Regions from separate parts of the Homo sapiens genome. Here region 2 is linked to region 1. A link is a contact called in ENCODE Hi-C or POLR2A ChIA-PET data. All regions are on one chromosome and are shown on one strand. Each heading gives the region's core, a stretch centred on a gene start or an enhancer-like site at or near the end of the contact. The rest is flanking DNA. Distances are from core to core; before and after follow the strand shown.

Evidence for each region. A loop is a pair of places that touch in the nucleus more often than their neighbours do. ChIA-PET counts read pairs that join two places held with the same protein, here RNA polymerase II (POLR2A). Pooled maps may share reads with other maps.
Region 2: a loop to region 1 is called in a pooled map, with 2.1 times the contacts of the local background. The contact joins two enhancer-like sites. A Hi-C loop is called at or near these places in 4 of 50 pooled maps. POLR2A ChIA-PET finds 5 or more read pairs at or near these places in 7 of 52 experiments (A673, BJ, H1 and 4 more).

Annotation. Positions count from the first base shown.
Region 1 is chr2:152,590,803-152,596,832 of GRCh38, reverse strand. All of the region lies in intron 9 of FMNL2 (formin like 2), which reads right to left. Among named protein-coding and RNA genes, the nearest start is that of PRPF40A, 120 kb to the left of the region's middle. Within about 2 kb of position 2,313, at least 8 of the 41 ENCODE cell types and tissues checked have a DNase peak (open chromatin) inside an H3K27ac peak, as active enhancers do.
Region 2 is chr2:152,417,865-152,423,894 of GRCh38, reverse strand. The region is part of intron 1 of FMNL2 (formin like 2); the gene reads right to left. Among named protein-coding and RNA genes, the nearest start is that of FMNL2, 86 kb to the right of the region's middle. RefSeq lists an enhancer at 1-222. Within about 2 kb of position 2,259, at least 15 of the 41 ENCODE cell types and tissues checked have a DNase peak (open chromatin) inside an H3K27ac peak, as active enhancers do.

The DNA of each region.
Region 1 (6,030 bases), core at 1,064-3,563:
ATTATCTGAAAATGCTGTTGACATAATTCTATTTCATCTACATATCTGTGTGAGGCTAAATTTTCTTCATCTACTTCAACAAAAACAACAGCAGAAGTGACTAAACGCAGAAGCAGATCTAAGAATGCAGCTATCTTCTACGAGTCAATCTCCCTAAGTGCTGAGATTACAAACGTGAGCCACCATGCCTGGCCTGAAATTTTGTTGTAATTTCTAATATGGAAAATATCAACATATAACTTGCATAAACAAAAGCTCTTTAGGGACCTCAGTGATTTTTAAGAGCATAAAAAGGGCTCCAGGGGCCAAAAGTTGGAAACTACTGGATTACAGAATAGCCTCTATTTCTACAAAGATGATGGATTCTTAAACCTAAAATCTAAAGAAGCAAATAAATGGATAACTAATAGTAAAATTCCTTGCAAGATTGTTTGGGAATCAACCATACCATACAAAGAACTACTAAATGTACCATCTCTGCATAAAAATGAAGCCACATCACACAGAGACCAATAGTGTCTTCATATAGAAAGGAGCCCTCCACCATTTTCCAAGGTAGAAAAAAAAGACAGCCGGGCTCAGTGGCTCATGCCTGTAATTTCAGCACTGCGGGAGGCCGAGGTGGGCGGATCACTTGAGGTCAGGAGTTCAAGACCAGCCTGGCCAATATGGCAAAACCCCATCTCTACTAAAAAAAAAAAAATCACCCAGGCGTTGTGGCACATGCCTATAATCCCAGCCGTTCTGGAGGCAGAGGCGGGAGAATCGCTTAAACCTGAGAGGAGGAGGTTGCAGTGAGCCGAGATGGTGCCACTGCACTCCAGATTGGGCAGCAGAGTGAGACTTGGTCTAAAAAAAAAAAAAAAAAAAGACTTCCTTGCAATTCTTCTGTTTAATAAGGCCAGGTACAATCCCTGGTACTTATCAGGTTGGATGGAAACAGCCCCTAACTGTTCTCTGATTATCTCTGGGATGTACCCACTCTGTCACATTAGACTCATTATAAGGCTAGAAGATGTTCTTTTCCCAAAGCCAGGTGAATGTTAGATTTCAAGCAAGAATATGGGAAAGGGACAGAAAGAGATCTCCTCCGCATGGGAAAAAAAATATATAGAACACACATTCCTCAAAGTTCAGAAATTCATACTGAATGAATCCACCCAAGTAAACAAATTTGTCTGGGACGCCTGACACCATAATATCAAACAATCATGGGCCGGGCATGGTGGCTCATGCCTGTAATCTTAGCACTTTGGGAGGCCAAGGCAGGCAGATCACTTGAGGTCAGGAGTTCGAGACCAGCCTGGCCAACATGGCAAAACCCCGTCTCTACTAAAAATACAAAAATTAGCTGGGCGTGGTGGCGTGTCTGTAGTCCCAACTACTCAGGAGCCTGAGGCATGAGAACTGCCTGAACTCGGGAGGTGGAGGTTGCAGTGAGCCGAGATTGCGCCACTGCACTCCAGCCTAGGTGACAAGAGCAAGACTCTGCCTCAAAAGCAACAACAATCAAATCAATCAATCAATCATGAACAAATACACAAGGAACAAAAAGATCATTATCTTTTACCAATGTGCTAAACATGTTCTTGACACGTTCCACATAGAAAGCACCATTTACTAATTTTACATCTATTCCTGGAAAATAGTTGAAAATGAAATGAAAAATTCAGTGTTGTTCTTGGTGGTGAACCAGTAAATCTGGGATATCACATGTGTTGCTAGTACAGTTATTGGCAGGGAAGGAGCCCTTATTTTCCACTGCCAAAACCAAACTGCCAAAACAACACAGAGCCTAAAGCTCATGTTACCATGACTGGCCATTTCCACTCCCCTGTGACGCAGAGTTTGCGGGGAACATCTTGTCAGAGAGCTCAACTGCAAGATGAAGGGTGACTGACAGTGACTGTTGGACCATAAGTAGGAACCACTGGGCTATTTTCTTCTAGTGAGTGTGTTTCAGTCAATTGTGAATGAAAACCGAGTCTGACTATATATTCTTGGCAGACTGATACATAGAATTAAAGAGCTGGGCAGTAGCCACATATACCACTGTGTTGAAAGGAATAAAGAATGGCTGTTGAGCTGCAGTGGGCAGAACAGTTTGGGGTAGGACAGGGGAGCTGGGAAACTAAAAGCTTAAATCAAGACTCAAAAGCTCCATCTTTCAAAAGCTACACAAGCCAGGGATGCTTCTTCCACAGACAAGTCCTCAACAGTACCTCGTGCGGTGGTACTAACAGCATGGCCAGCACAGCCAGCTCACTCTCAGTCTAGGGAAACAGCGACGTCCTTAGACACATGGCAGATTTTTGAAATGAAACTTGAGCCAAGGGATTGACGCAGCCACCTTCCAAGTAGTCATAAAAGGGAACTTAGGCCGGAAGTCACAATACTGTCTGCAGTCATAGTGATCTCTTTTAGGATTGTTGCTCTCCTGCCAACTGGCCTCAAACATGTCAGTTTTTGTTCTTGTTTGAAAAATGAAAGCACCTATCATTTTATTATCTAGGTACCTTGTTTTCATATCTGCAGTCAAAGAAGCACTTAATCTTTCTTAGAGGGAACTATTTGAATAGGTACACACAATACATGTTACATACATAGGCATGTGTACACAAAGTTTTATATAGAATCATAAAATTGTAGACTTGGAAGATATATAAAAACCACTTGACTAACTTCTCACCTAAAGCAAAAACTTACATCACAATATACCAGACCCACCAGGAATCCTCTCATCCTCTTGACCACCTTCCCCTTTGTACTGTGCTGGTCTCTTCTGAGCATCCTTCTAGCCCATTCTAACCTTGTCTCTTCACTCTTTTCCTTCTGGACTGGGGTCCCTGTGGGGGAGTTTTCCTCCTTAGTTACTTAGTTACAATCCCCATTTGGCTCTCTCTCGCTCTCTCTCTCTCTCTCTCTCTCTCACACACACACACACACACACACACACACACACACACACACACTCTCTCTCTCTCTCTCTCTCTCCCTAGTCACCTCTGTTTAAACTTGTTCTCTCATTCATTACCTTCATTGCACAGCTAAGAATCTGACCTCGGGCATTACACCCCCACTAAAAAAATAAATTAAAAAAAAAGTTTTATTTTCTTTGCCTGAAAAAAGAAATCCCCAGATTGTATTTGTTGACTATAGTTGGGCTACTTTCCTCTTCATTAAGTGTATATTATTTGAACAGATTCTTATTCTCCTCGTGTCCATTCTCATATTCGGTGGATCACCCTATCTCTTATTGCCTTTTCTTTCATTTTTTGGCTTCATATTCATTGCCATGGCCACAAACTGGGTCCAAGGCTGAGTCATTTGACAACTGAACCACCTGTCTTCCAGACTCCAGCATCTCTCCCCTCTACTGTATTTTCTGCAGAGCTACACAATACTCCTAAAGTTTTATCCAAATTACATAAAAGGCTTTTTGCAGATTTCCACAGAATCAAATGCAATATATATATATAGCATTTTCTAAACTGTAAAGTATTATGTAACTGTGAATTTCTTCCCTTTCTCTTTTTTCCCTTCTATTTGTATCTATCTTCTAGTTGAGGTGTTTGTTTGTTTGTTTGTTTGTTTTAATCACAGGTTTCCAGTCTCTCCACCACTGTTTCCTCAGAACCTCATTCATGCCTGCCTCTTGCCATGTTTTGTTCTGTAACATGGACCCTGGTCAGATATTTTTCCTGGTTAAAGAACAAATATATTCTGACTTATGCTGCCTTTGAGACAGATTTCATGCCAATCTCTCTGCTCCCAGAATTCTCTCCATCAAATCAGGTCTCTTCCCTTCCTGATCACCCTGCTCAGGACCTACCCACTTCTCCCACTGGGCCCTGTACAAACAGTATGGTCTGTTCTGAATTTTACCAGTAATTTTAAACACCCCAATAATCTATCCAATCTCTAACCATTCCCATTAGGTTTGCTTTTCGGTGGAAAATTGAGGACAATATACGAACATGTGTGGAAAGTGCCTGGAATGTGAGACATGTTATGTAAGGCTGTATATGAACTCTGAGTTAAATGGATCTGTGTAAAAATCCCAGAGTTGCCATTTACTAGAGACGTCAGTAGGCCCATTTGCTCTGAGCTCTCCCTCTATGTTCCTACCTCAGATGGTGCATCTAAGAATTAACAAAATAATATATACTAGTCTGCCAGCACTAAGGAAACAATAAACAAACAAATTTTTTATTAAATAGAAAATTAACTAATAGTAGCCTTACTATTTCTGCATATGTATATGCCTTTTTATGTACATGACATAAATACACTAATGTTGACAATAAAGAAGAAAATGGAATTGATTCTGAACTCTGCTCATGCTTTCTTTCTGAAGAGAATTGCTGGTTTAAAAGAAACCAACAAACAAAGCCCTTATTGACGAGAGACCCCCACATCAATAAAAAATGTGCTTATGTTTTACAAGAGTTTAAATTTCAAATGAAATTTGAACTTGACTCACATAGAGAGTCAAGCTCAATACACACATTCATTGTCAATAACACCTAACATTTTGGTTTAAATTACAATTAGGTATAAAAATATAAATACATGCACAATTCTTAAAGTTTTAAATTACTGTCCTCCTAGTGTTGACCTTAGTGTATATTTGGTCCTCAACTAAATACCTATTAAAGTCAGTCCTACCTTTCTCAAGGCAATACAAACTTCTGTGGCACGGAAATCATGAGTTATCTTTTCTTTTTTTTTGAGACGAAGTCTCGCTCTGCCACCAGGCTGGAGTGCAGTGGCGCGATCTAGGCTCACTGCAACCTCTGCCTCCCGGGTTCAAGCGATTCTCCTGCCTCAGCCTCCTGAGTAGCTGGGACTACAGGCACGTGCCACCACACCCGGCTTATTTTTTGTATTTTTAGTAGAGAAGGGGTTTCACCACGTTGGCCAAGATGGTCTCTAACTCCAGACCTTGTGATCACCTGCCTCAGCCTCCCAAAGTTTTGGGATTACAGGCGTTAGCCACCGCACCTGGCTGCCTTATCTTTTCTTTAGAGACAGGTTCTCGCTGTGTCGCCCAGGCTGGAGTGCAGCGGTGTGATCACGGCTCACCGCAGTCTTGACCCCCTAGACCCAAGCAATCCTCTGGCTTCAGCCTCCTGAGTACCGGGGACCACAAGCGTGCACCAACATGCCTGGCTAATTTTTGTATTTTCTGTAGAGGCAGGGTCTTACCATGTTGCTCATGCTAATTGTGAACTCCCAGGCTATAGCAGTCCTTCCACCTTGGTGTCCCAGGGCGCTGGGATTACCGGCATGAGCCGTTGCGCCTGGCCTGAAACCTTTTATTTTCTAACAAACTCCCCTAACCCTGTAACGGGGTCACTGTAAAAAGTATATTTGCTCAACAGTCTGCTGGCAATTCCAAACAGTTCTGATTCTGTTTCACAGTTTTGAAGAAAAGGTGGTAGTCTGGAGAGATGTTACACAAAAGATAACTGAGCATCTTTAGAAAAGACAAATCTAGCCATATAAAATATTACCAGAGGGAGGCCGGGCGCAGTGGCTCACGCCTGTAATCCTAGCACTTTGGGAAGCCAAGGTGGGCGGATCACGAAGTCAGGAGTTCGAGACCAGTCTGGCCAATATGGTGAAACCCCATCTCTACTAAAAATACAAAAAAATTAGCCAGGCGTGGTGGCACTCGCCTGTAGTCCCAGCTACTCGGGAGCTGAGGCAGGAGAATCGCTTGAACCCGGGAGACGGAGGTTGCAGTGAGCTGAGATCGCGCCACTGCACCCCAGCCTGGGTGGTGACAGAGTGAGATGCTGTCTCAAAAAAAAAAAAAAAAAAAAAAAAAAAAAAAAAAAAAAAAAAAAGTTATCAGAGGGAAAATCTAACTCTGCACAAGAGGGATAGTCTAGCCACGTGAGGGATTATTACTTACCAAACAGTCCAAGCAACAGAAATAAACACACACAAAGGAGTTGTCCCAGTGCCACTCCAAATCCTCTCATTTGCTTCCTTTTAGGGCTTATTACTGTGCACACATATATC
Region 2 (6,030 bases), core at 1,010-3,509, 170 kb after region 1:
GGGCTAAGGATATGGGGCAATGGGCCCAGTTCCTCCCACAGATCATTCCAGACCAGGCTTTTCAGACCTTCACCAAGGACCTTTTGACCAGAACACAGACACCCCCAACCCCCAACTCCCTCAGGTAAGGGACCTCAAAAGCACATCACTCTAGCTCTCTGAGGTCCAATATAGAAAGCAAAAGTCCATCAAAGCATGTTTTGCTCCCTATGATACCAAGGCAAAGAAGAGGAGGGTAAATGGACAGAGGAATCCTAGATTACTGACAAATGCCATGCAGACCACCAGGATGGATTTATCGGATCTTATTTTATTCTGTACTAAGGCATCTGAGACCCAGGGCTATCTGAAGCTCTGGCTGTTTCCTAGAAGGTACTGGCTTTTACTCTTCCTGATGCCTTCCATCCATCTAGTTAGCTACTGCTTCCCCCATTCTTTCTGGTCTCATCAGGTGCTTTAGAGTGCTTAGAATAACACGTTTTGATTCCCAACTCCATCATTACCAGCTCTGTGACACTGGCCAATCTATTTACCTTTTCTATGCTTCTGTTTCTCTATCTGTAAAATACAAATATTAAGAGTACCTTTCTCAAAGTGTGTCAAGAGGAATCAACGAATTCAATGAGTTAATCTTCACAAAGCACTTAGAACAGTGCCTGACATATGGTGAGTGCTATATTGTTTGATTAAAATTAAATAATATAACTGGATTGTTTTTAACACAAAAAATAAATGCTTCAGGGAAGATATCCCATTTTACATTATGTGATTATTACACATTCCATGCCTGTACCAAAACATCTCATGTACCCCATAAATATATATGCCTACTATGTACCCACAAAAATTAAAATAAAAAAATTTTACTTAAATAATTTTCAAAGATGATTTCTTCTTCTTCATAGCCAGCTAGAGAACCTAATAGCACATCAGAGAAGGGTACCTTAAAAGAGCAGTTTAAAACTGACACAACTGTTGCAAAGTTTCTTTTGGGGCAATGGAAGTATTTCCAAATTAGATTGTGGCAATGGTGGCACCACTCTGTAAATCTACTAAAAATCATTCAAGGCCGGTTGCGGTGGCTCACGCCTGTAATCCCAGTACTTTAGGAGCCTAGGCGGGTGAATTCCTTGAGCTCAGGAGTTCAAGACCAGCCTGGGAAACATGGCAAAATCAAGTCTCTACAAAAAATACAAAAATTAGCCGGGCGTGATGGTGCATGCCTGTAGTCCCAGCTCCTGGGGAGGCTGAGATAGGAGGATGGCTTGAGGTGAGCCCGGAGGCAGAAGATGCAGTGAGCCAAGATGGTGTCATTACACTTCAGCTTGGGTGACAGTGCAAGACCCTGTCTCCCAAGGAAAACTCCCCCACAAAAAAATCATTTCGGTCTATACTTTAAAATGAGTGAATTTTATGGCATTTAAAGTATACCTCAATAAAGCCATTAACAAAAAAAGAATGAGACAACCATTTATCCAATGAATCAACTATTAAGTCACAAAATCCAGGATGCCAATCTATTCCTGGTCCCCCTTCAGGCAACAGCATGACAATGATGATCACGGGGCATCATGAACATATGTGATCTCTTCACATTGGGCATCCGTGACTTAAAGAATGGGCAAAACACAGAACGAGGGAATCCCTAGGAGGCTTTCAGCTTCTGGGAAGAATGTTTCACATACCCACAAAACAATTTAAGCCCTTTGTAACTAAGAAAACATGCCTCAACAGGCAAGTACTTTCCCTGAACTTCTTAAGCCTATTCCCCTAAACATGGGAGGCAGCAGGTTTGACCTAAAGAGCTCAGGCCCTGTCAGATTTACAAAGGTGATTAGATGATTTCAAATTCAGCCTGCATGGCCTAAAACAGTTTATTTTGACCTATCCACACCGGTTTCCTCATCAATAAACCTACCTAGCTTGAAGGCATTACTTAGGATTGGAGATAATAAACGTAAAATACCTAATGTTTGACACAGGGTAGGCATCAAACACAGTAGTGCAGTAATAGCAATTACTTCATAGTTAAATATAAACATAATAAAATGCACAGTGAGAGATCATCATGCAAAATAAGGGAACCAAACCTTTTCTCTACACTTACGCAATTTCTATAACATCACTCCCTGGTCATATCTCTCTGAGTGCACATGACTCAGTACAAAGGAAATGAGCTCCCGGGTAGCCAGTAATCAGTAACAGGAAAGGCACTGCTGCCAACAGAATTGAATCATCTCACATTTCTCGAAGTTCCTAGGTGAATTCAGTGTCCTCTGAGAAGGCTTTGGAGAAAGCCACATGAGGAGGATTTTGGGAGGCAGAATATACAACTCTCTACTCTTAGTCATGTCTGTGCATTTCACATAGTAAGTAGCCACTCCTATATTTCCCCCTTTGCAGAGCCTGTGGATGGAGATTTACATCTCACAATTGCACTTGAGTTTCCCCAGAGAGGTTAGCACTGATTTGTTGTCCCAACACGGTTGCATGTTATTAATTGTCCAGAAACAGAATGATATGGCAATGGTGCTTAGGTTGTACCTGTAACCCTAACACTGCTGCAAATATAGTAGGATAATTAATTTGTGGTTGGTTCAAATACCTCACATTACCGGCTTTGGGATAAAACAAATTACTGCCCACAGTAAGCCATGAATTTATTTTTCAAAGACTTGAAGTCATTCATTCCACTGACTTCCTCAGAGCCAAAGATACTGACAGAAGTGTTGTACCCACTGACAAGAAAATGCCTAAAGGGGAAATGAGTTGTTAGGGTGGCGGGGCTGGGCAGGGCGTTGTTTCATTTCAGTTTTACCATTTTACCTACTAATAACAATGCTTACACAGTATTATGTGTTTCCAAAATGTCCCCACATACAAGATGCGTTGGACGGTACCCTACAATCCTTGCAGAAAGGCAAGCAACCAACGCCAGACATCTCAGGCGAATAACAGGCAAATCTGAGTCCGAAACCCAGTTCTTCCTACTCCTAGTCTTTCCTGTGCTCAATTTCATGATGCTTCTACAACTGGGATTCAGAGTGGAACTCAGTCAAGGTTTTTCCACCAGTAGGTTTGTAATAACTTACAAAGGTACCGTCACAGAAGGCACCCCCTGCAACCTCATAGTGGAGGATAAAGTCCCTCAGGTCCATTCAAATCACTTTTCTCTTTGCTTTAGTCTGCAGATCTCCACATTAATCAGTTGGGATGACCTGGGAGGCAGCTCAGTGCTGCATCTATCTGGCAATTTTTGGAATGAGATGTCGCTGGTCAGCTCCTTCCTGAAACAGAGATGAGCTCACCATTGATACCCAATGCCCCAGTGCTGAGTACCATCCTTGTCACTTCTGCCTTGTAAGATAAGCAACAATTCTCGGAGAAAGACCTTATTAAAGCCAGTACTTTCAGATCATACTCAGAAACCGATGCTTCTTTCCAAAAACTTCAGGTTCAAAAAGCAGTTACTAGGAAAGGGGTGTGACTTTTTTTCCTACTGGCATTTTAAGTAATATTCAGCTTGTACTCTTAAAAATCACGTTTACAAATGAAACTCTACAGAAAACACTTTTTAACTCAGTTCTACCAACAGTTCCATTTGGCTTACAGGCATTCTCTGTATATTCTGAAAGTTTCTATAATTTGTGGTGACCAAATTCGTCTTTTCACAAGGCATTCATTTCTGTGTCACTACTCTCTTTTAAATACTCTGGTGTTTACTAACCATACCCTGTAATCTCTGTTAATGGGGTAGTTCAAGATTCCTTTTCAAAGGCTTTTTGCTTTAATTACTGCTTTAGCCTTTTGGTAAAACTCGGCTTTTAGCAAACTGGCCTGCAGGGGACAAGTTTTTAAATTATTCTCAAGCTTTCCCTATCCCTTTCCAAGTTTTTCCAAACTACTTAAAAACCTCTCAGCCTTGAGGGAAGGATGATAAATTGGATGATTTTGCTGTCTCTGATGCCTGGCATTAGTCTTGGTTTAATCCATTTTTGTCTCACCAGAAACTTGCCTGTTACAATCGGAGTCTCTCCCATATTCTGCAGCTTCCAGCAAGTGTATTCCCTGATAAAGCTCCCCCAGAGTTCCAAAACAGGTCACAGGGAGCCCAACAGTCCTCCTGGGGTGGTCTCAGGGGCGCCTAGACACAGTTTTGCCCTGTGTTTCTCCTTTCTGTAGTGAAGCCCACATTTGGATTCTTGGTTCAAATGCTTTTCTTCAGAAAACTGGTAACTTCAGGATGGATCCCAGAAAAAAGCTATTAAAATTAGTCATTTTAGATCTCAAAAATAAATTAATTTACTCCTCCTGAGGCTTGGTACCCTTTGACCATCACGTTACCATTTCCCCCAGCCCCTGGTAACCACTCATCTACTTTCTGCCTCTATGAATTCGATTGTTTTGATCCCACATATGTAAGAACATGTGGTGTCTTTCTGTGTTTCGCTTACTTCACTTAGCATGTTTTCTAATTCCACTCATGTTGTCGCAAATGACAGAATTTCTTCCTTTTTTGAGGGCTATTCCACAGCATGGTAAATACAATAATAGCATACTGTACATTTCGATATCACTAGGAGAAAATCTCAAATGTTATAAAAAAGTTAAATATTTGAGGTGAATAGGTTAGGTAGCTTGATTTAATCATTCCACATTGAGTTCAAACATCATTACATCACTTTGTACCCCCTTAAGTATTTGCAACTATAATTTGTCCATATATAATAAAAAACAAAAAAAGTCCTTTGAAAGGCAAAAAGAGAACATGACAAAATATTAACTGATCAAGGATGAAAAATAAGTACACTCTGTTTAAACATAGTTTTAAAAAACCTATGCATAAGTACAAATCAAAACCACAATGAGATGCTGTTTCATACCCATCAGAATGACTATTATTAAAAAAAAAAAAAAAGGAAAAGACACATATCCTTTGCAAGCATATAAGGATATGGAGGGCTCGGAACCCTCGTGCATTGCTAGGGTGCAGCAGACACCGTGGAAACAGTATGATGCTTCCTCACAAAGCTAAACATAGAATTACCATATGATTCAGCAACTCCACTTCCAGTTACATACTCAAAAGTACTGAAAGCAGAAACTTAAACAGATACTTGTAACCAATGTTCATAGTAGCATTATGTAGAATAACCTAAAGGTAGAAACAACTCATATGTCCATCAATAGATGCATAGATAAACAAAATGAGGTTTCTATCCATGCAATGGAGTATTACTGTTCAGCCTTAAAAAAGAATGAAATTCTGACAAATGCTACAACAAGAATGAACCTTACCAACATTATACTAAGTGAAATCAACCAGACACAAAAGGACACAACTTCCCTGATTCCACTTATGAGTTACATTGAATAGGCATATTCATGGGGACTGAGAAGGAGAACAGTGGTTACCAGGGGAAGGGGTGGGGGGAATGAAGAGTTACTGTTTAATGGGTAGAGAGTTTCAGTTTGGGAACATGAAAAGTTCTGGACACAGACGGTGAAGATCATTGCACCACCAACAATACAAATGTACTTAATGCCACTGAACCGTATGCTTAAAAATGGCAAGGATGGTAAATTTTATCTTAACGTTTTACCACAGCAAAAAATAAAAATTAAAAACGTGGCCAAAAAATGAAATGAAAAAGAAAATCACCATGTAAATGCAATGGACTAAGGGGTAATTTTTCTATGTTTCAATTCTTCCAAAAGAGCTGCTATAATTTTTAAAAATTAATGCATTTGCTGGGTGCAGTGGCTTATGCCTGTAATCCTAGCAGTTTGGGAGTCTAAGGCAGGCAGATTATCTGAGCTCAGGAGTTCGAGACCACCCTGGGCAACATGGTGAAACCCCATCTCTACTAAAATACAAAAAATTAGCCAGGCATGGTGGCAAGCACCTGTAGTCCCACCTACTCGGGAGGCTGAGGCATGAGAATTGCTTAAACCCAGAAGGCAGAGGTTCAATCAGCGAGATCAGTGAGCCGAGATCATGACACTGCACTCCAGCCTGGGCAAACAGAG